2 separate regions of the Homo sapiens genome follow, and region 2 is linked to region 1. Evidence: chromatin loops called from intact Hi-C (ENCODE). Cell type or tissue: heart right ventricle. All regions are shown on one strand. Links, peaks and the distances in the headings refer to the core of each region. The heading gives the core; the rest is flanking DNA. Region 1 has its middle 29 kb from the start of JAKMIP3. Region 2 overlaps JAKMIP3 (Janus kinase and microtubule interacting protein 3).

Region 1 (11,718 bases), core at 2,341-10,340:
CTTACAGATGTTGTTAATGTTAATTTCTCGGTTAAACGGGTGCCTGCCAGGTTTCCCCTCTGTGAATATACCATATCCCCATTTGCTGTCAATAAGCACCTTGGGAAGAGGTGCTTTGAGGCCACTTACGTATCCTACTTCTCCTGTTTCTCAGCTGACTCTCACTCAGTGCCGTTTCCTCTTTCTTGTGCTGCTATTGGGCGCACATTTTTCTCGACGCGGGTTTGCTCACTTGTGAGTAAGCAGAGATTCTGCGCTCAACGTACAAACTCCAACAATGGGAGCAGTTCCAAATGGGCATTTGTTTCAGTGAGATCTGAGCTCAGTGGTAACTTAAGTGGAAAGCATTTGAGAGGCAAGCAATTCCTTTATGTACACGAAAGCCTCTGAATGCTCAGGGACACAGGTGCATTGAAGTGGATTTTTTTTTTTTTTTTTGAGATGGAGTTTCGCTCTGCCACCCAGGCTGGAATGAAGTGGTACGATCTCGGCTCACTGCAACCTCTGCCTCCTGGGTTCAAGCAATTCCCCTGCTGCACCCTCCCTAGTAGCTGGGATTACAGGCGCCCACCACCATGCCCAGCTGCTTTTTGTATTTTTAGTAGAGAAAAGGTTTTGCCATGTTGGCCAGGCTGGTCTTGAACTCCTGACCTCAGGTGATCCGCCTGCCTCAGCCTCCCAAAGTGCTGGGATTACAGGCGTGAGCCACCGTGCCTGGCCGAATTTTTCTTCTTTTTTTAATAGTGATGGGGATTTGCTCTGACACCCAGGCTGGAGTGCAGTGGAATGATCATAGCTCACTGTAGCCTTGACCTCCTGGGCTCAAGCAGTCCTCCTGCCTCAGCCTCCCAAAGTGTTGGGATTATGGGTGTGTACCACTACTGTGCCTGGCTGAGGGGGTGGATTCATTTCTTGCCACCCCCATTTCCCCCTGGAGGGCACAGAGGCACTCCCCTCCCCAGGACAATAAGACACCCATCAGTGAGGCAGGTGCCTGAATCCCTGGATGGCACCTCAGTGGCTGTCTCTGGAGGCCAAGGTAGAGGGATTGCTGCAAATGGGCTTCCTGATTTCAGTGGAGAGTTGGACCCTGTGGAGGTAGAGGTCGGGTAACAGCTCTTAACTGCCAAAGCAACACAGGTGAAGTTACCTTAATTGTCAGAAGAATTGGGTGGTGATCAGAACGGCTTGAGCCACAGGAGTGTTTTGTGGTAGTAAATTGCCACGCAGTTGCCAAGAGTGAAATAGATGGGAAGCCCACTAAGGGTCTATTTACCACTTTTTTTTTGTTTGTTTGTTTTGAGATGGAGTCTCGCTCCCATCACACAGGCTGGAGGGCAATGGCACGATCTCCACTCACTGCAACCTCCTCCTCCCGGGTTCAAGTGATTCTCCTTCCTCAGCCTCCCAAGCAGCTGGGATTACAGGCATGTGCCACCATGCCCTGCTAATTTTTGTATTTTTAGTAGAGATAGGGTTTCACCGTGTTGGCCAGGCTGGTCTCGAACTCCTGACCTCAGGTGATCCACCCGCCTCAGCCTCCCAAAGTGCTGGGATTACAGGCGTGAGCCACCGTGCCTGGCCTATTTGACACATTTGATTGAAATAACAAACTCTAAGTTAAGCAAACAGAGCCAGAGCCTTCAGTCACTGTGTAGAAGTTCCAGTTCCTCAGTCCACGCCAGGACCTGAATCCGTTCACAGACCCACAGTCCCTTCAGTAAGGGAAACGTTTGATGTCCCTGGGGAAGGATCCTATGCTAGCACCAGAAACATGTTTTTAGAAAGTTCCTCCAGCTTTTCCTAAAGAAACTGCAGCCAGGTTCCCTAGACCAGGCGCCGGGTAAAGGGGCGTATTCAGAGCTGTGGGAGATGACTGGACACTAACTCAGAACCAACATGGATCACCAGGAGACAGAACCCAGTGACCTGTTGGGCAGAGTGAGGGTTTATTTACTTATTTATTTATTTGAGACAGAGTCTTGCTCTGTTGCCCAGGCTAGAGTGTAGTGGCGCGATCTCAGCTCACTGCAACCTCCGCCTCCCAAGTGATTCTACTGCCTCAGTCTCCCGAGTAGCTGGGACTACAGGCACGTGCCACCACGCCTGGCTAAGTTTTGTATTTTTAGTAGAGACGGGGTTTTGTCATGTTACCCAGGCTGGTCTCAAACTCCTGACCTCAGGCGATCTGCCCACCTCTGCCTCCATAGTGCTGGGATTACAGGTGTGAGCCACCATGCCCGCCAAGAGTGAGGGTCTATAACGAGCAGAATGAACACAAGTTTTGCTGTGAGTCCAACTCCCAGGGGGCCCAGTCCGTGACTCTAGTCTGTGGTTGTTCCTTTGCTTTTCAGAATAGAGTCAGAATAGACAGAAATATTCAGTGATGGATGGGATTCCCAGATCTGCTCCCTGATTCTGGAAAGATGGCCGTAAGGTGGAAAGTTCCTGGGATCCTGTGGGACCCCTGCCCGACACCACAACAGTAACCTCAAAGCACTGTTGCCTACCTGGGGAGAATCACGTAGATTAGTGCCACATCAAAATCTCGAAACATTTGGGGGTGGTGATTTCTTTAATTCACTTTCTGGCCTGCGTGGAAACAGATGGATGATGGGGCAGGACTGTGAGTTATCCTAAGCTTTGTCAAGTCGTGATCTCAATTGAATGGCTACTGCGGATGGGGCATGTTGATTGAAACAATGGAGCAAATCAGTTCACTTCCCGGCATCTAGCATGTGACTATAGAACTGGCAAATGCATTTTATTTTCTCTGTACCAGCAATCACAGAATACCAGGAAGAGTTCACTTTCACACTGTAGGGACATCAGTACACCTTCACAGTCTTGATTCAACAGTAACCAAGTCTGTTCTGTGCCACATTTTAGTCCAGGGCGGCCTTTGTCATCCCCACCAAATGATGCTGATCAGCTGTGTTGCAAGCATCACAGCCACAGGACCTGATGAACAGGAAGTAGCAAGTACCCTGGACACCTGGCTAAAGGCACACGGGTGCCAGGTGAGGGGAGAAGATAGCCATGAAAGTTCGAGTGCCCCCTCAGCATCGTTTCTGGGGTTCAGAGGATGGGAACATGTCAGAAAGTCCTCCAAAGTGAGGGAGAGGCAGTCTGCCATAAGCTGTACGTGTCACTATTAAAACCTCTTTGAATATTGGAGGCTGATGTGGTTAGGCTTTGTGTCCCCACCCAAATCTCACCTTGCATTGTAATCCCCAGGTGTTGAGGGAAGGACCTGGTGGGAGGTGATTGGATCACGGGGGCACTTTCCCCCATGCTGTTCTTGTGATACTGAGTGAGTTCTCACGAGATTTGCTGGTTTTATAAGGGGCTCTTCCCGCTTCGTTCTCTCATCTCTCTCTTACCTGCCACCGTGTGAGACGCACCTGCTTCCCCTTCCACTGTGATGGTAAGTTTCCTGAGGCCTCCCCAGCCATGTGGAACTGTGAATCGTTGAACCTCCTTTCTTTATAAATTACCCAGTCTTGGGTATTTCTTTATTGCAGTGTGGGAACGGACTAACACAGAGGCCATATATACAAAATTTGGGTGTGCTTTCCTATTTAACAAGGAACTTTGAGTGAGGTTCAGAGCAAGAGAAATGCTGGCCTGCTGACTAGGCTGCCAGACAAGCCTTTCTTCCACTTGGCCCTATGACGTGGTGAACCCATGGCAATCTGAGTGTCTGAGGAGTGTGAGAATGTCATATGGAGGGCCAGGCACATGGGGCTCACACCTGTAGTCCCAGCACTTCGGGAGGCTGCGGCACGTCGATCACTTGAGTGCAGGGAGTTCAAGACCAGCCTGGGCAATATAGTAAGACCTCATCTCTTAAAAGAATGTTGTGTGGAGCCTGTGGCAAACCTTGACAGAACAACCACAATCATGGTTATTGATGAGTATTGTTGAGTGATCGCCTCATCAACAGGTCACCATTCCCTTTTGAGAAACAGCTGCTGGCTTGCTCATGGGTTGAGTAGACAGCACATTTCACTGCAATTCACTAAAAGATCATGCAACATAAGCTGTCAATCAGTACCTGGTGTTGTCTGATCCACCAAGCCATAGAGATGGGCCTGTCCAACAAAACTATCATAAACATGGAGGCAGTACATGTGAGGTTTGTTATGGACTGAATAGTGTTCCCCCAAAATTCATATTTTGAAGGCCTAGACCCCGTTTGCAGACAGGACCTTTAAGGAAGTGAGGTAACCATCAAGGTTAAGTGAGGTCATCAGGGTGGGTCCTGACCCAATGGGACTGGTGTCCATAAGAAAAGGTGTGACACCAGACATGAGCACACACAGGAGAGACCACCTGAGGACCTGCAGAGAAGGCGGCTCTCTGTGAGGCAAGGAGAGAGTCCTCGGCAGAAACCAACCCCATCAGCACCTTGATCTTGGACTTCTAGCCTCTAGAGCCGTGAGAAATACACTTCCATTATGACAGCCCGAACAGACTGACACGAGGTTGTCCTCAAGCATATCCGAGACACCCTGAGACACCACATGAGCAGGAGGCTCGCCCTCCAAAGGCACCCACTCCCTCTGCAATCCTTGCTCCTCCACCTGCATTTTTGGTTTTATGGGGAGTTCCCTAAAACAAGCTGAGGAATGAAAAATGGAGCCTGGTGTACAGATGGTTCTGCATACTAGGCTGGTGCGGCGGGCCCGGGCTCAGCATCACAGCCCTACTCCAGCTGGCCCTGATGGACGTGGTGGAAAGGAATTCCATGCAGCTGGCCAAACTTCAAGCCTCACACCTGATTATCCTCTCCTTTACCTGGAGGGACAGTTGATGATCAGGGGCTTAGAAGGCACAGGTTTGGAGGATTGGAGTTGAGGAGGTATGTGGACCGACAGACCGTGTGGAGGGGTCTGGAGGTGAGGGGGCTTTTGTGCTCCACGTGCGTGCTCCCCAGGACTCCTCCTGCACCTGCAAGCTCGGTGGGGGTGGGGGTGGGGGTGGGGGGCGTGGTTCAGGGGATTCCCAGCTCTGCAGAGGTCGCCAGCTCTGCTGCTCTATCCCAGCCTTTCACAAAGCGCGCATCCGTGTGGCCGTGGTGGCGTGGATGGAGATTATACGTGGGCTGAACACCAACAAGTGGGTGCGGACCTTCCTCCCGCTTTACCCTGAAGTCCCAGCCCGGAGCACGCGGCCGTGGTGAGCTGCGATCCCAGGCCCCGGCGCAGCGCTGAGACTGTGGCTCTCAATCCGCAGCAGCTGCTTCATCTGCTCAATGCCAGACTCCAAAAAGCATTTCTCTCGCAACAGGCCAGGGGAGGCAGCGTTCGGGGATGGGACGCCAAGAGTTAAGGGTGAGGCCGCACGCGTGCAGCTCCCCCGTGCTGCGCATGGCGCTGGGATCGGCCTGAGCGGCGGGTGAGTCCCTCTAAGCCGGCGGCGCCCGGTGCCCGGCTCCCTACGCGCGCCCCGCGGCCCCCGGGCTATTTTCAGCCACGCCGAGCCCTGTTTTAGGAGCTTGCACAGCGGCTCCGCGGAGACCGGGACTGCGTGGGGGAGGATCGCGGCGGGGGCCGTCGCCGAGCAAGGAGCGCGGCCGCGGGGACCGCCCGGGAGTGGGGGCGGCGGGGCGGGCCGGGTTCGGGGCTCCTGCCCGCGGTGACGGTGACGCGCGCCCCCGCCCGCCGCCTCTGCCATGGCCGATCCGGTCCGTCGGACGCCGCCCAGAGTCGCTCGCGGGGAGCCTCGGTGAGCAGCGGCCGGGGTGGGGCCGCGACCGGGGGCCGGGCCTCTGCGCTGCGTCTGGCACGGTGCGTCCGGGACGCGGGCGCCCTGGCGGCCGTGGGGCGGGCGGGGGGCGACGTCCCGAGGGAGGGGGTCCCGCGGCAGAGACGCCCCTGTCTGGGGCGGGGTCCTCCTTGCCTCTCCCGGCGGTCCCCCCGTGGGCGGGTCCTCTCCACGGCACCCCCTGCCCTGCACAGGCCTCGGCGCTGGCGTGACGCGGCCGCTGGGTGGGGCCCGCGCAGGTGCTGGGCCAGGGCTGGGGACCCGCATCTCCGTGTCTCCGACTGTGCCTCCCGCGGAAAGGGGCGCCGTGCGATTATTTTTATGTTGGTGTCTGGTTTTTAAATTTCACAGCCCCCATTTCAGGGATGGCCAGCGTGGCCGTGGGATGCTGACGATACGGGAAGCCAGAGAATAAAGGCTTTGGTGGAGGTCGGGAGGAGGCGCCGGCCTGGACAGTTTTCCTAGAAAATATTCTCTGCGTGTACCCGCGACCTTGCCTCTCGTGGAAAGCCGCTGGGAGTTGGAGCGGCTCCCTCCTGCCCCCGTCTGAGGTCTGGCTGGCTGTTTTCTTGGTGAGGTGCTGGAATGCACAGGAGGCTCTCCTAGGCAAGCTGTCTGCAAATGTAAGAAATGGGGTGGTGACGCGCAGACCTGGGATTCGCTTGCAGAACCTAGGAAATCCGTTGTCATGGAGGGAGCCAGGGAGCTCTTAGGTGTTGGGGAAGCCTCCCTCCACCTGCGGGTGGGTGGCAGGAGGAGAAAGTGCCAGGCCGTGTGTCTGCAGGGGCTGAGGATTAAACGCAGGGGTCAAAAGACCCCTGCTGGATTTGGTGGTGAATCAGTGCTGGCTTTGGCAGCTGGGGCAGGATTCCCTCCCTCAAGTAAAGGGCAAGTCGGGCTGCTCTGCTGACCCCTTAGTAAACTGGAGTGGGGAGGGCGGAGTGTCTCCAGGAGGCTCAGCGGAAGGCGGGCAGGCACCCTGCAGCCCTTTCAGGAGGAAGAGCCTGGCCAAGCGCATATCTGGTTTGGGCTTCAGTTGCCTGGGCCGCAGCGCAGGCTTCCCCCTACCCCTGCCCCGGGGGCCTGGCCCAGGGCTGCTCTGGGGCTGTAGAGAACAGCAGTACCAATTGGCCCCGAGTCGGTTGCAGCCTTTGCCACAAATCTGGAAGAAGCCGGGAATGTCACTCCTTGTCTGGCCTGGTCAGCTTTCTACTACAAAGTAATATGCCTGGCAAGAAGCAACTTATGTAACAACAAGTTATAGTTTGGAGTTCATTGAGGATATAGTTTGTTTTAAGTAGGATTTTTCAAGCAAATTGATCTGTCCATGGACAAGCTTCCTGTTTTAGGACATTATTTATATTGAAAATAGCTGCCCAGACATGATTCTGGCTTTTATTGTCAATTTCCAATGATAGCCACTGAAATCCAGATTTTGAAAGGGAAAGATGAAGAGGACTGGTGGTGGGTTCCGTTCAGGTGGGTTCAGTTCAGCATGCCCTGCAGTCAGCGTTTCTCACACTCCAGGTGCCCCGAGGGAGCCCACGCACAGGGCACAACCCCCACGGCAGTCAGCTCATAGTCAGCAGGTTCCAGGCTCTGGGGTTTGGTCCCACAAGTGTGCATGCATGACACTTTTGCAAGATCTAGGAGTTTGTGGAAAATGGCATAACAATAAGCTAATTTTTAAAAAAAGACGACACAAAAGAAATAGCGATGATCAAAATAGTCAACCATGGCCAGGTGTGGTGGCTCATGCCTGGAATCCCAGCACTTTGGGAGGCCCAGGTGGGTGGATCACCTGAGTTCAGGAGTTCTAGACCAGCTTGGCCAACATAGTGAATCCCTGTCTCTATGAAGAATACAATAATTAGCTGGGCATGGTGTGCCTGTAATCCCAGCTCCTCGGGATGGTGAGGCAGGAGAATTGCTTGAACCCAGGAGGCAAGAGGTTGCAATGAGCTGAGATCGCGCCACTGCACTCCAGCCTGGGCAACAGAATGAGACTGTCTCAAAAAAAAAAAAAAAAAAAACCATCATAAACATACTTGCTGCATGTATGGCAGGCTCTGTTCCATTTCTTTACCTGTGTTACGGGGTGTGGGTGTCCCCCTGTTAGGGTACAAGAGCTGGGCTGCAGGGGCTCAGGAGAAGCCCGGGATGGGCTGGGAAGAGCTGCAGAGGCAGGTGGAGGCCACACCCTTCACCCAGCGGAGCCGCTCGTGAGGCCACACGGGGAACCAGGCTCAGGCCACATCAAGGAGCATGCAGTTCAGCAAGGGAGGAGGTACAGACATCGCCTAAAATCACCAGAACTAAGGAGTGTGGAGTTGCAAACTCAGCATTCGAACCTCTGTCTCATTTTTAAAAATATTTAAACATTTTTTTAATAGAGACAAGATCTTGGTATATTGCCCAAGCTGGTCTTGAACTCCTGATCTCAAGTGATCCTCCTGCCTTGGTCTCCCAGACTGCTGGGATTATGGGCATGAGCCACCGTGCCCAGCCAGGACCTATGTCTCTTAGCTGTGATTCAGGAACTTAGTCACCTCAGCTTGGGCCCGGATCCCACACCAGGCCCCCGTCTGCCCTGCCTTGCCCCCTCCGGTTTTGACATCCCCCCATACCTGCAACCCCCAAGCAGAACAGTCTCAGTCAGGCCACCCACCGTTTCCCAGTAAGGCCAAGGGCTAGACCCTTTCTCCCATGGCCCCTGGACAGCGTGGTCCCTGCAAGGCTGAGAGGCCTGGCCCTCTACACGTGCCAGGACTTCCTGCTGCATGTCACCTGCCTGTGGCTCACTGGCTTCCCTGGCAGAGGTCTCTTAGTACAGCAGCACATCTGTGCACTCCAGAGAGGCGACCCCCACTCCCTCCATAGCGCTGGGCTGTCAGACCAGTGAGGTCTGAAAATCTGGCTGGCCCCCGATTCCCTACAGCGGCATCCAGCAAAGGTCTTGAAGATGGGGGAAGCTTCATTTCTGGCCTCCTCTCTCGGCCTCCAGCCGCTGTATTGACTTGGCTCTTACAGCCTCTCTGGGTTGCCCCCACCTCCACGCCTCACGTGCTGGGGCGCCTCTGCAAGTCACGCTGTGTGTGGAGGTCTCACTGCTCCCCAAGTCTTTGCCATGACACTAAGCACTTGGGTTCCTTCACAAGCTCGTGCTTCTTTGTTTTGTTTATAAAAATTCTAAAATTTCAGAAGGCTGGGATGAAGACAATCAGTACTCATAACTAACACGTGCCCAGGTGACTGCTGTAAGTCATTAGGTGCTGCTGTGGACCAAATTGTGTCCCCCAAGTTCACAGGTTGCGCTCTGACCCCCAATGTAATGGTATTGGGGGGGTGGGCCCTTTGGGAGCTGACGGGGTGAGATGAGGTTATAGGGTGGGCCCCCAGGATGGGATGGGTGCCCTTACAAGAAGGGACATGGGATCGGGCTCTCTCCACAGGGCACAGAGGCAGCTCTGTAAGCCAGGAAGGACCCTCACCAGGAACCAAACCGGCCGGCTCCTTGGCCTCAGACTTCCAGCTCCAGAACTGCGAGAAATGTCTTGTTTAGGCTGCCTGGTCTGTGGCATATTGTGATGGGGATGAGCTGACCGAGACAGGGCCCTCCCCTCGCTCCGTATCTATACATCTGCTGGCTGCCTGCTGACCTCCTGACCGCTGATGGGTTTGCAGACTCCCCCAGCCACACACAGAGTTTGGATCATGCTATAATCATTTTATATCCTGCTTTTTAAAAATGTCATATTCATGAGCATTTTTTTACTATTCAATTGTTTCTTTAATCAGTTCCTTATAAAGTATTTTGGGTTGATTTTAATCCTTTACAATTGTGAACCACTCCCGATGAGCTTTTTTTTTTTTTCATTTTCATTTTTTTTTTATCGTGGTAGATAAGAACACTTAACATGAAATAAATCCTCTTAAATTTTAAGTGTACGACACTTAAAGTGTCAATGACCCTTGGTGGTTGGTGCAGGTTCAGCGCAGAATAGCAGATTTCTGGAGGTTATTCCTCTCACTTAACATTAACAGAAACTTTTCTCTGTTGAGAGCTCCCACTTCCTAGCCCTGGAAGCCTCCCTTCCAGTCTTTATTGTTGTGATTTGACTATTTTCAACACCTCATAGAACTGGAATCATGCAGTACTCGATTTTCTGTGCCTGGCTTATTTCACTTAGCATGGTGTCCTCAAGGTCCATCCAGGCTGCAAATGGCAGAAGCACCTGTGTCTCGCGGCTGAGCGGCATTCGTCAGATGTGCACACCACATTTTCTTTCTTTTTGAGATGGAGTCTTGCTGCCACCCAGGCTGGATGGAGTACAGTGGTGTGATCTCAGCTCACTGCAACCTCTGCCTCCTGGGGTCAAGCGACTCTCATGCCTCAGCCTCCCAAGTAGCTGGGACTACAAGTGTGTGCCACCATGTCCAGCTAATTGACACCACATTTTCTATAAACATTCATCACCTGTTTATTTTAAGGCTTTCCTGTGGATCAGACAAACTGGAGTGCATATGTTTCAGGGAGTGGAGAGCTGGCTGGGTCCGGGTGGGCTGGAGTGGGTGGTAGGTGCCAGTGGGAACAGCCAGGGTGGGGAACCCTGAGAGGAGGTGAGAGGATGAGGGCGGCTGTATGCAGGATCCCGGCAGCATGGGCTGTGTTCTGGGAGCTGCTGCCCCGGACGGGCACAGCGGTAAACACCAGGAGCCAGTGTGGCCCCTCTGCCGCGTGTCCCCACGCCCTAGGAGGTGCATCTTCTGGTGTTGGGAGTATGGGAGACTTGGCTGGGGCTGGGCCAGCAAGGCCGACACCCCCACTCCTTTCCTGCGGCTGGTGGCATCATTGAGCACCACGGTCAGGAAAGCTGGAAACATAGCACGCTGGCCCCGTGGCCCAGGCTGGGTGGGCATGTGAGCTGCTAAGAGAATTTCATCGTCCGTTATAGCTGGCCTGAACTGTCGCGTGGCCAGCCTGTGCCAGCAGACACCTGCTCTGCCTGGGATCCCACCTCAGGCCTCTTCCATGGCTGCTTGTGTTTCTTTTCTTTCTATCCTTTCTTTTCTTTCTTTTTTCTTTCTTTTCTTTTTTTTTTCTTTGAGAAAAAGTTTTGCTCTTGTTGCCCAGGCTGGAGTACAGTGGTGCCATCTCGGGTCACTGCACCCTCCACCTCCCAGGTTCAGGTGATTCTTGTGCCTCAGCCTCCCGAATAGCTGGGATTACAGGCATGTGCCACCACACCTGGCTAATTTTTGTATTTTTAATAGAGTGGGGGTTTCACCACATTGGCCAGGCTAGTCTTGAATCCTGACCTCAAGTGATCTGCCAGCCTCAGCTTCCCAAAGTGCTGGGATTTTAGGTGTGAGCCACCGTGCCCCGCTAGTTCACTTGCTCGCTCGCTCCTTCCTTCCTTCCTTCCTTCCTTCCTTCCTTCTTTCCTCCTCCTCCTTTCACAGGGTCTCTGTCACCCAGGCTGGAGTGCAGTGGCATGATCATGGCTCACTGCAGCCTCCACCTACTGGGCTCAAGTGATCCTCACACTTCAACCTCCTGATTAGCTGGGACTACAGGTTTGCACCACCACGCCTGGCTAATTTTTGTATTTTTGTAGAGACGGGTCTCTCTCTTGTCCATGCTGGTCTCGAACTCCTGGGCTCAAATGATCTGCCTGCCTCGATCTCCCAAAATGTTGGGATTCCAGGCGTGAGCCACGGCGCCTGCTGTGTTTCTCTTTTCATCTTCACTCCTCTTCATGGTGCGGCCACCCTGGATCACCTGGAGTTCCTCCCTCCCCATCCTGGCTGCAGGGATGAGTGCAGGCTCTCAGGAACCAGGGACTGCGTGGGGAGAGGGCTGGAGCCTGTGTCCTCTGATAGCCAGGCCATAGCATCCTGGAGCAGCTTTGGAGAGCCCGTCTGTTCCTTTCCTCTGGTTTTAGAGCT
Region 2 (11,718 bases), core at 1,005-9,004, 99 kb after region 1:
TGTCGGGGCCCCATGCAGAGAGACACTGTGCGGGGCATGCTTGGGGGCAGGCAAGTCGGGGGCGGGCAGAGTGGAGGGGCATCTTCTCTCCTCCAGCCTCAGCGTCGGCCTGCACACCCCCTGTCCTGGAGAGTACCGTCTCAAGGGGCTTCTCTCCAGTTTCCAGGCATCCTCTGCAGCTGGGAGTGAGGAGGTCCTGGTGGGTGGGGAAGGCAACAGAGGGAGCTCATGGGGTGAGGGAGTATGGGGGCGTTGTGGGGAGACGGGAGTTCAGGGGATGAAGAGTATGGGGAAGAGTCGGGGGGCAGGGAGATGGGAGCTTATGAGGTAAGGGTGTGGGGGGCTGGGGAGATAGGAGCTTATGGGGTGAGTGTGTGGGGGCTTGAGAGACACAGGACTTAACGAGTGAGGGTGTGGGAGATGGGAGCTCTGGGGTGCAGGTGTGAGGCCCAGGGGAGATGGGAGCTTATGGGGTGAGGGTATGGGGGCCTGAGAGACAGGGTACCTAAGGGGTGAGGGTGTCGGGCCCGGGGAGATGGGAGCTCTGGGGCACCCGGGGGCTCCAGCAAGTGTTGTGGATCCTGTTCTTAGTGCCGGGGTAGGATGTTTTATGACAGCCTCTGACTCTTGTTTGTGGAGCTGACTCTAGGGTTGTGAGTGGAGCAGCTTGGGTAGGCACAGGAGAGGACACAGGGCGGCCGTTTGGAAGCCATAGCATTCGTCCCAGTGGAAGATGCTGGCAGTGGGGTGATGCTTGCAGCCTGGTGCACCAGGACGCCTGTTTCAGCTTTGAACGTCCCGTGTCCTGGGAGCCCTCTCAGTCCGGAACCCGCTGGGAGGGCTCTTCCCCCGGGTGTCTGTGTGGGTGCAGGTGGGACAGGAGACAGGTGTGCCGCCCCCCACCCACAGCCCCATGGGAAGAAGTGCAGGGTGGGGTGCGGCGCCTGCACAGGCATGGGAAGCCCCCGAATCCTGCCCTGCCTGCTGCTGGAAACAGCCCACCGTGAGCAAGGTGGGGGCTCCTGATAAAAGAAAATCTTGTTTGAGTCTGAGAGTGTAAATGCCAGGCCGCAGGCACAGCTGCTGATGGACACGCTCTTATTTCACCGGCCCCATTCCTGCTAACTGACTGTGTTGCCTCTTTCAGCATTGCTGTGTGCAGAGAAAATGGGGATTTAGCAATTAAGGATTTATTTTCTTCTGTTCAGCTCATCACTTGCTCCATCCAGGCTAATTAGACATCTCATTTCTTTGTTTCCAAGCTAATTTCAGCAATAGCAGATTTATTAGCTTGTTTAAACCTCAAACAATGGGTAAAGCAGCAAGATATCCCATTCTGCTCTGTTGTTTGAAAATATATTTCAAACTGAGTTGTTCATCCCCAAAGACCTTGTCTTTTCATAAATCTAGTGCCGTGGAAAATGATGCCCAAAGTGCCGAGCGTGTCTGTCTGAAGAGCGGGGGCTGTCGGGTCTGCTGTGCCCGCGTTCTGGCTGGCACATTCCTGCCCGGAAGCGGGGCGGGGTACTTGCAGGCAGCGGCTGCCATATCCCCGGAAGGAAGGACTTCTTCCCTTCATAGGTTGAGCACAAAGCGCCACGTTGTAGGGAGGGTGGGGAGGGCCGCCGACCTCTCACAGCCACTGGTGGGGCAGACATCCTGCACACCCCTGGGCTGCCGTCTCACCCCAAAAGCCTTGGCTCGCAGCCAGATTAATGAGCAGTGTGGCTCTGCCTGAAGACAGCTGTGCGGGGCCCCAGCTTTGTAGCCATGCCCAGAAGCATGGAGGGGCGGTGTCCAAGGACCACAGTGGTGCCCCTACGTTGCACAGCCCTCCCCTGGGGAGTGGGCCTGGGCTGGGGAAGGGGTAGCACTGGCTTTCAGGCCAGAATTTCTGTTCCCCATGGTCTCCCCTGCCTGTTTAGGGAAGAAACTTGGCCGTGGCACCTTCCTATTGGCAGAGTGTGGGTAACTTGGGTGTCCTCCTCTCTGTCCAACCTACAGCAGAGTCAGGAGCTGGAGGTGGTTTCTGCTGACCCTGCTAGAAAGTACCACCCCTGTGTGCACCCAGGGCCCCGGCAGGACAGCACGGAATGGGGTGCCTTGCTGAGCACACAGAGCCCGGGGACCGTCAGGAAGGAGTCTCCCGCTGGCAGCAGCTCTGCGTAGCCGGCTGAGCCAGGGCCTGCTGGGAGCCCGGGTGTCGTGCCTCAGCCCAGGGCCACGGGCTCCTGCTCTTAGTCCAGGATGCTTCGCTTTTGCTTCCGGTCTCAGAGCCCAGAGCCTGGCAGGGCTGCGCCCGTTTCTATGGTAACTGCAGATCCGTGTCCTGCCGCCTGTGTGATTGTGTTCTGTTCTCCTTGTAGATGGAGGAGATAAAATTTAAAGACAGAGCAGTCTTCGTGCTGGAGAGAGAGTTAGGGGTTCAAGCCGGGCATGCTCAGAGACTGCAGCTCCAAAAAGAGGCTCTAGATGAGCAGCTGTCCCAGGTCCGAGAGGCCGACCGGCACCCGGGCAGCCCCAGACGGGAACTTCCTCATGCAGCTGGTGCAGGAGACGCTTCAGACCACTCGGGAAGCCCTGTAAGCACCTCCCAGGCCCACCGGCCCACCCCGTGTCACAGACAGACCTGGCCATGTGGCTGCATGGCCCTGCATGGGCCACTCCCCCAGGAGACCAGAGCCCGAGTTGAGGCAGCACCCTCCTGCCTGGGCACCTCCCCACCCAGCCTGGCCCTAGGTGCTCAGCTCCTCTGGCTCTGGTCCAGAGGGCTGGTGGACTCGTCTCCTTCCTTTCTGTCTACATAGCATCAGCTCTGGCCCTGTCACCCTCCCGTGGGCCCCGGCCTCATCACCCTTCTGCTGCAGTTCATGGCACTTGCTGGCCCGGAGTCCGGCCCTGGGTTGGTGGGAGGAGGCTGTGCTGGGTATGCGCTGCCACCATCTCCAAGCACACGGCCTCTGCCTCTGGCCCGGGAAGGCTGGTGCACCGGCTCCCTGCCCACCGCGTGCCCAGCTGGCCCCTCAAGGGTGATTTCCGGCACTCTCATCACCAGTCACCCTCCCACCCGCTTCTCATGTGATCATGCCACTCTGCGCTCCTCCCTGGGCCGCTCTGTCGTGTGGGGTCTGCCGACCACCCCGGGCTGAGCTCCACCCGCTTCCTTGCTGCCGCTCCGCACTCATATCCTCTGTCGTGGTTCTGGGATGCGCTGGGGGATCTGAAGTCCAGGGACCCTCCAGCTGGTCCTTCTGGGTCTTTGACCCCGAGCCTCTCCTGCACCTGTTGAATGAGGAACTCGAGTCGGGCCCAGGACCATCCTGGATGCTGCTTGTTCGCTTTGAGGATAAAACTGTGTGTGAGCTGAGCCGGTCCTAGGACAGTGACATTTCAAGAATAGAAAATATTATTTTAAGATCTCATTCAGACAGCTTCATTGAATGAGATCCAGCCCCTCCTGCTGGTGCGTGGTAGACTACAGCATTCACTCCAGAGAGATCTGAAACCGGATTCAAATGTTTTCACCAATTTTTGAGTGAAGTCCCAGGGGTCCCAAAAGCGGCTCTTTAGAAGCCCCATTGGAGGCAGGTCACCTCTTTTGGAAGTCTCCCACAAGTGTCTTTCCCGTGCTCATGTCATCGTACCAGAGAAATGCCGCCCCGTGGGGCAGGGGGCGCGCACCCTCCTGAAGGGGCAGCGGCAGGGGCCAGGCAGAGGGCTGGGAGCTGGCAGACGTCCTCCTGGCATCACCCACACTCGCGGTTTCTGCATTTGCACGCCCCCGCCCTCTCCATCTGCATACTTCTAGACATGTCTGCTCCTTTTCATTATTTTACTTTATGTTATTTTAAAATAGTTGTGTGTGAGGTAGGGTCTCGCTCTGCCCGTCGGTTCTGTTGCCTCACGCGGTTGCGGCAACCACAGTGCCAGGCTGGGTGCCTTTCCCCGGGGGGCTCCGAACCTTCCCGGCAGCCGCGTGGAGGTAAAGGCGCGCGTCCCACGGCAGCGTTTTTGTTCCCGTAGCGTGCTGGGATTTGCAAAGGCTTCCCAGGCTTGTGGGTAGGAACCGTTATTTGCAGTTGATTTTTGTTTTAGGAACAGCAGTTGGATGAAAAAGATGCCCGGCGCTTCCAGCTTAAAATCGCGGAGTTAAGTGCGATTATCCGCAAACTGGAGGACCGCAATGCATTGCTGTCGGAAGAGAGGAATGAGCTGGTGAGCGCGGGCGGGGGCTTCTGGCTCCTGGGGGTTTGTGACTGCGGAGCTGGGGACCTGGGGGGCATCCACTTTCAAAATTCCTTGCGTAAAGGAGTGGTGGTTGCAAGGACCGGCCTTGCGTCGAAGTCTCCTGACTGTGTTCCAGTTGAACTTTATTAGCAAAAACAGGTAGGGGTCACATTTGCCCCTCAAGGGCTGGTTGACTAACCCCTGCTCTGCGTTAGTGGGGGCAGAAGCCGCCTCTGTTCTGCAGGTGATCTGGGATGTGCAGACGCGGCCTCTCAGTGGGGCTGTTGCCATTGGTCCTTATAGCCACTGAGATTTCCAGGTAACTCGATATCCCGGAGGGTGCGTGAGCTGTCACGTGTCTGCAAGGGTCCAGTAGGCTGGGTGGTTTTACCACAGCCCTTCTTGGCAAGACAAAGCGCTGGCCCCAGACTGCTGGTCTTCATCTTCATCCCCATCTGTCAATGGGACGGGACTCACCCCCGGGGACGCCGAGCCCAGCCCTGAGCTTGGGTTCACTAGGGCACCGGGCGAGCGGGTTCACCTGGGCACTGGACGAGCAGGTTCACCAGTGCTCTGGGCAAGTGGGTTCACCCGGGCGCTGGGCCAGTGGGCACCACTTGGAGGCGTGGACTTCCCAAGTAGAGGGCTGGGGACTGCGTTGTTGCAGCCCAAGCTGTGGTCAGTCAGCCGACTCTGCGTGGAGACCTGCTGGTTCTCCGTCACTTAAAGAACAATCACATAGTGCGTTGTCTTTCAGTTGAAGCGCGTAAGAGAAGCTGAGAGTCAGTACAAGCCTCTGCTGGATAAAAACAAGCGCCTCAGTCGGAAGAACGAGGATTTGTCTCATGCTTTACGCCGAATGGAAAACAAGTTAAAATTTGTCACCCAGGAGAACATAGAAATGGTGAGGGGGTGGGGGGCTCCACGGGGCCACGGTCGCACCCGAGCTCCAGGCAGCATCTCCTCCCTTCTCCACGCAAGATTTAGCATGACAGCCGGTCCCGGGCGGGTGGCCAGGCCTTCTGCTGGAGTCTGGCCTCACGCATGTTTGAAGGGGAGCAACCGCCAAGCCCAGCCCTGGGGAGGGGGACCCTTGGAGGAGGCCCTGACCTTGCAAAGGATGCGGCTGTGGGGCGTCCCCTCCCCAGGCCTGTTTGCCCACGTCTCACTCAAGGGCCTGGAACAGGTGGCCTCCAACTCGGAAAATCCCGGGCGAGGGTAGTAAGAGGCTGCGGAGTCCCGGCTGTTGGGGAGGAGAGGAGGCCTGGCACACAGCGCCAAGCAGGAGTCGGGGGCAGGGAGTCTCTGCTCCGCCAAGGCCATGAGCCAGGAGTGGGGGGCCGTCAGCCGGTGTCACCACGTTCCCCTGCCCTGAGGACCCCAAAGGCCATGAAGCCAGAGTTTACTCAATGAGTAATTCAGCCGGATGTGGGGGAGAGGCGCTCTCCTTACCCCTCTCTATGGAAGCCCCCTTCTTTTCACACTGAATTAGAGTCAGGAGGGATTTGGGAGAGGAGGCCACATGGGAAATGGGCACAGATGACCCAGTGTCAGCTTCAGGGCTGTGAGCGATCCCCTCCAGCCATGCTTTCTGGGAGACCCGCAGGGCCCATGTGTGTCTGTCCGGGCTGCACACACCTGCCCTTGCTGCAGGACTGGGCCCACATAGGCCTCATTTCCCCAGGGACTCTGCAGCTGGGCTGTTCTGAGGCCTGAGCAGAGGCCGCCAGCCGGGCAGCTGAGAGTGGCAGCCCGGGTTGAGGGAGAAGACCCCCCCGCCGACCCACTGTGTTCAGCCAGACCCCTTCACTCCCCAACTTGTGATGTGGGCTGCTTGGCGTTTCAGAGACAGAGAGCTGGAATCATACGGAGACCCAGTTCCTTGAATGACCTTGATCAAAGTCAGGATGAGAGAGAAGTCGATTTCTTGAAGCTTCAGATTGTGGAGCAGCAAAACCTCATAGATGAACTGTCTAAGGTACCCGGCGGGCTGTTTGCTGCGGCCCCGTCCTCTGGCTCCCAAGGGGCTTGGCTAACAGGGACCCTGAGCAATTCCGTAACATGCTGTCTTCCTTTCCTAGACCCTTGAGACCGCCGGCTACGTGAAGAGCGTGTTAGTAAGTATGGTCAGCGCCCGCTTCCCCACGCCTCCGCTCCCCACGCAGTTGCCCGTGGGACCCATTCTGTGCCCAGGGCTCCTCACAGACCAGACAGAAGCGGCCGCGGCAGCCTTTCGGGTGGATTTTGTTGTTGCAGTGCCACCTGGCCAAGGCTGTGCACGGGTGGCTGACGCCCTTCAGTGTGGGTCAGAGAGGAGCCAGGGACACCCACTGATGCCCCAGTTGAGACAGCACCAGCTTGGGACGATCATGTTTCTCAGTTAATGGCCAGGGTCAGACGGCTGCCCTTCTCCGGCTGCTCACCCCACCATGCCTTTCTCCCTGGCCAGCACAGACAGGCAGCCGCAGCCCAAGAGGTTCACCATCACGGCCATGAAACCACAGCATGGGTTCCCCGGAGAGCAGCAGGACCCTGGTCTCCTTAGTATTTTAAGGGCGCCAGTCCCCACACAGATGTGGACGCCACCCCTGCAGGGTCCGGAGGGGCCCTGGCCATGAGTCCCCTTCCAGCTTCCCACAACTGTGTGCCCCTCAAGTCACCTGCCCCGTGTGGCCCCTGGACGCATTTAGAAGGGGAGCTGGTAGACCATTGAGCAAGACAAGCTCAGAGCCCACCTAATTGGGGAGCCGTCCGTGTCACCCTGGAGACAGGAGCTCCCCGAGGAGCAGAGCTGGAGCCAGGGCCTCCCGCTGTGGTGTGGGGACAAGCCAGCCCAGACACCGTCTTCCCTGTCATCCAAATGATGGCACACGGGCAGTAAACCGTGGACTGAAACCGGTGGAGCTGCTCTACCACTTACACAACCTCTTCAACTGGCTTCCGCAGGAGCGGGACAAGCTGTTAAGATTCCGGAAGCAAAGAAAGAAAATGGCAAAACTTCCCAAGGTAAGGAACAGCACACCGGCACGTGCGGAGAGTACGCCGGGTGTGTGCGGAGAGGACCACGCCCGCGTGTGTGGAGAGCGCTGGTGTGTGCGGAGAGGGGTGCGCCGGTGTACGTGGAGGGCGCTGGGTGTGTGTGCCGAGGACCGCGCCCACGTGTGTGGAGAGTATGCCGGGTGCGTGTGGAGAGGACCGCGCCCGCGTGTGTGGAGAGTACGCCGGGTGTGTGCGGAGAGGGGTGCGCCGGTGTATGTGGAGGGCGCTGGGTGTGTGTGCCGAGGACCGCGCCCGCGTGTGTGGAGAGCGCTGGTGTGTGTGGAGAGCGTGCTGGCGTGTGCTTAGTAGGAATCAGTCTTTGGAGATGAAAAAACAATTTTATTATTTCTAAAAATTGTTACTGTGAAATGACCAAAATAGGACCCAAAGAAAATATTCTGTTTATCATTTTTAATAAACTTGTTTCTTTCAAATTTCCAAGAGAAGATAGGAATTGGTAACAACCATACCAGCAACACTAGCAATGAAGAGGTGCCGGCTCTGGTGTCCTCACTGCCTGTGTAGGGTCCGAGTCCCCACGACCTGTGGGATGCACGGCTCTGAGGACGGGCGGCTGAGGCTGCTCACACTCACCCATCCTGGCTGTGCCACACACCCCACGCTCGCCTGTCCTGCCGTTCACCGTCCTCGGCCACACTTGCAGGCTGTGGCAGCCTCATCCACAGGCCCCACAGGGCAGACCCACGTCCCCAGGAAATGTGAACACCTGTCATCATTTCTCTACAGTAGAATCCTTTGTGATAAACCTATGATTTTTATTAAGGGAGGCTTTGGAGCAGCTGCCAAAGGACCTAACTCATCTCCTGCTTTATGTTGAGTGTGTGTGTGTGTGTGTGTATGTGTATGTGTGTGTGAGTGCGTGTATGTGTGTACATGTGTGTGTATGCATCTGTGTGTGTGTGCATGTGTATGTGAGTATGAGTGTGTATGTACATGTGTGTATGTGTCTGTGTATGTGTGTGTATGAGTGTGTGTGTGTATGTGTGTACATGTGAGTGTATATGCATCTGTGTGTGTATGTGTGTGTGTGTATGTGTGTACATGTGAGTGTATATGCATCTGTGTATGTGTGTGAGTGTGTATGTGTATGTGTGTGTGTTTGTATGTGTGTACATGTGAGTGTATATGCGTCTGTACGTGTGTGAGTATGTGAGTGTATGAGTATGTGAGTGTGTATGTGTGAGTGTGTGTGTGTGTTTGTGTGTACATGTGAGTGTATATGTGTCTGCATGTGTGTATGTGTGAGTGTGTGTGAGAGTATGTGAGTGTGTATGTGTGAGTGTGAGTGTGTGTGTGGCTTGTAAGCTGTCAGCAGTGTTTTCTCGCTGTTAGACTGTGAGATGCTCCTCGGTCACAAACACTTGCCCTCTGAAAGGTGGAGAGGAGGAGCTGTCCAGGCTCTCCCCGCTCGGGACCCCTCTGGGATTTGGAAGTGTCCAGCAGACGCCTTGGCCCTGTGAAGGGAGGACACAGGGTGTGGGGAGGCACACAGGACAGGGGCCAGTGGTTGGCGGGGAGTAGGGGAAGTCGGGTGGCCCTGGGGTCCCTGAGGGAGTTTTGCTGGAAGGTTCTGGCAGAAGAACTGGGAGGAGACCTGGAGGCCACTGTGGCCACGGCAGAAGGGACTGAAGAAGATGGCGGGCTTTCCATTTTGTAACACTTCTGAAGGGGACCCAGATGAGTCCCTCTTCGATTCTTGAAGGCAGGGGTGAGGGGGCCCTAAAGATGCAGACGTCGGGGTGAACCTGGAGGGTCCCCAAAGGCAGGGCCTCTCACACCAGCTGGCGGAGGACCCCGTTTTTGTTTGTATTCCAATCAGTCAAGGACTGAAACTTTAAAAAATGGAACAGAAATGCATCACTGGGAATGAGATCACACAGGGAAGGCACCCATCGTCGGTTCTGTTAACCCGGGTACCACCCTCAGGGAACCGCAGGGACGGTGCCCCACGAAGGGCCTCATTCCCCACCACCAAGGGCAGGGCCAGGACCCGCTCACCCACGGGACTCCAGGCCCCTTCCCCACCCGCCCTGCCAGCCTTGCCATAGAGCGCCCCTCACACCCAGGCCACCTCCTCGGCCTGTGCCAGGGACAGAGATGGGAGTGTGTCGCAGGGTGGGGCTGCGGCCCCCACCGTTGGGCAGCGGGAGGAGGCGGCGGGAGGAGGCGGCTGTGCCTGGGTCTGGTTTGAACTGACACGTCGCATTTTGGTCACAAGCCGGTGGTTGTGGAGACCTTCTTTGGATACGACGAAGAGGCTTCCCTGGAATCCGACGGCTCCTCCGTCTCTTACCAAACAGACAGGACGGACCAGACCCCGTGCACCCCGGACGATGACTTGGAGGAGGTAACGAGGGTCTCCTGCCGGGTCCTGGGCTTGGAGGAGGTAACGAGGGTCTCCTGCCGGGTCCTGGGCTTGGAGGAGGTAACGAGGGTCTCCTGCCGGGTCCTGGGCTTGGCTGGGCATGGGCTGCCGGCTTTTCACGGGGAAGCCCTTCGCGGCCCTCACTGGCACTGACCCGCTGATAGCTGACTCGGGCACGGTGAGAAGCTCCCATGACATGGCTTGGGGTGTGGGCTGAGGCCCGCTCTTGCTCCCATGAAGGCCAAACCATGCCTCCTTCTGCCACTGAGCCTACGCCCCTTCTGCATAGGGGTACGGTGAGCTCTCCCTTCCTAAGGGGCCTCCCCAGGAGGGTCTGAACCACTCATCAGGGAGTTTGGTCTCAGTGCCAAGAGCACATTAGGGTGAGGGGTGTTGAGCAGGAGTTTTCTTTCTGATAACAGCACAGGTGTGTCTGCCCACCAGCCCCTTCTTCCAGAAGGACGGCTACCCTCAGGCGCAGGCAGCCATTTCAGCACCAGGTCGGGGCTTGGTGTTGTGGGACCCAGACCCTGTGGCTGTGGGACAAGGAGTGGGGTCTGCAGTCAATGGCACAGCCAAGGATTGGGCCTCCCGTGGCAGACCCTGGAGGGTGGCCCAATGGCCATAGACCTGTTGAGGGATCTAAGACATCCTCTCACAGCCTCAGGTGCAGGGTTGGGCAGGGGAACTGGGCCAGGCCAAGGCTTCTGGGCTCAGTCACTCCTAGACGTGGCCAACCCTTCCAGCCCCGGGGGTCCACCGGGACCCTTTGAAGGCAGCAGCAGGCTCACCTGTCTTCTCCCTGGGGTGACGGGGGGCACTGCAGCTAGCAGGGTGAGCCTGCAAGAGTGCACCTGGGAGGAGACGTGCTGCCTGGGGTACTTTACCCCCTTCACAAAGCCCAGCTTTCTTCCCAGGACGTGTTTCAGCAGAGCAGAGCGTGTGCAGGCCTGGTTGGTAACAGAGGGTCTGCTGGGTCAGGGCAGCCTGGCTAGCAAGCAGGAGCCCCAGCTGAGCCCCTGGCCATGGCCACCAGCCCAGCAGGCTCACCCTGTCCTCAGCCGTGCAGCCGACTCAGCTCCCACCCCAGGGCTCGGTGCTCCCCTCCCCAGGGAAACCTTTCTCCAAACAGCACTGAGTCCCCAGGCAGCCGCCCCTCCCTGCACACTGGAGCAGGTCCCCTCCCTCATGCTGCTAGAGAGACCCCCCCATACACCATTTGATATCTGGGGAGAAGGGAAGCCCCGGGGCCCCGCCATCGGAGGAGGTGCTGGCTACTGACACTGTGTCTCTGTGCGTGTGTGGCATCCGTGTCTCTCCAGGGCATGGCCAAGGAGGAGACGGAGCTGAGGTTCCGGCAGCTGACCATGGAGTACCAGGCCCTGCAGCGTGCCTACGCTTTGTTGCAGGAGCAGGTTGGAGGGACGCTGGACGCAGAGCGAGAAGTTAAGGTCTACGTGACTTCCACCGCGCGTTCCGGCCCCCCTCGTGCCTTCCCGCTTGACCCCGTGGCCTGGGCTGGGACACCCCCCTCACTAGCCCTCCTGGGCCCGGGCCCCTCCTCTCCTGCCCTTGCCTGCAGTCCTGGTGGTGCCCATGGAAGCCGATCAAAACCAGGGATTGGGGATCCCGGTGCTGGGAGTTGGCCCAGGTGGGAGGGACTGGCCCAGAGCGGTGCCAGGCACAGGTGTGAGTAAGGGTCCTGGGGGAGGCGGGGTGGTAGTGGTGGCAGGGGCCCACAGCGCCCAGGGTGGGCCTCCTTCCAGACCACCTCTTCCACTCTTGGCAGCATGGCGATGGCCCGTGGCAGCATCGAGCTCGGTGTTGAAACTTGTGGAGGTCATTCATCCTCAAAGGCTGAGCTCACACAGGCTGTGCCTGCCCCGGCCCCGGCCCCGGCCCCTCTCCCCCGGCCTCCCCACTGGGCAGCACCCCAGCAGCCGTGTCCCTCCGCCCACTTCCCTGGCTCACCTTAGCGTCGTCCCCCAGGAAAGGCCTCAGTGTGGCTGGCGGGTGCCCTCTGCGGGCCGTGGAGGGCAGTGCAGGCACCAGGCCTCGTGGGGAGA

Evidence for each region. Hi-C counts contacts between places; a loop is a spot of excess contacts. Peaks named below come from ENCODE experiments on the same cell type or tissue, not always from the same donor. Only the 100,000 strongest peaks of a DNase experiment are listed, where the experiment ranks them.
Region 2: it touches region 1 in a loop (2.3-fold over the local background); 41 of 110 quality-filtered maps call a loop at or near these places.

What each region holds. Positions count from the first base shown.
Region 1 is chr10:132,031,009-132,042,726 of GRCh38, forward strand. It overlaps a transcript of JAKMIP3 not described here. Among named protein-coding and RNA genes, the nearest start is that of JAKMIP3, 29 kb to the right of the region's middle. RefSeq lists an enhancer at 8,078-8,915. In heart right ventricle, for the core only: CTCF peaks have their summits at 5,995 and 6,194; a DNase peak (open chromatin) is centred at 5,367; H3K4me3 peaks cover 1,326 bases; H3K27ac peaks cover 883 bases; H3K27me3 peaks cover 4,255 bases.
Region 2 is chr10:132,130,946-132,142,663 of GRCh38, forward strand. It overlaps JAKMIP3 (Janus kinase and microtubule interacting protein 3), which reads left to right. Exons shown (of 24, transcript NM_001323087.2): 4 at 2,367-2,582; 5 at 4,096-4,215; 6 at 4,985-5,131; 7 at 6,074-6,205; 8 at 6,309-6,344; 9 at 7,174-7,233; 10 at 9,506-9,634; 11 at 10,975-11,103. Among named protein-coding and RNA genes, the nearest start is that of JAKMIP3-AS1, 50 kb to the right of the region's middle. RefSeq lists enhancers at 6,830-7,351, 10,703-11,550, 11,551-11,718. In heart right ventricle, for the core only: no CTCF peak of the experiment used is centred there; no DNase peak of the experiment used is centred there; H3K27me3 peaks cover 939 bases.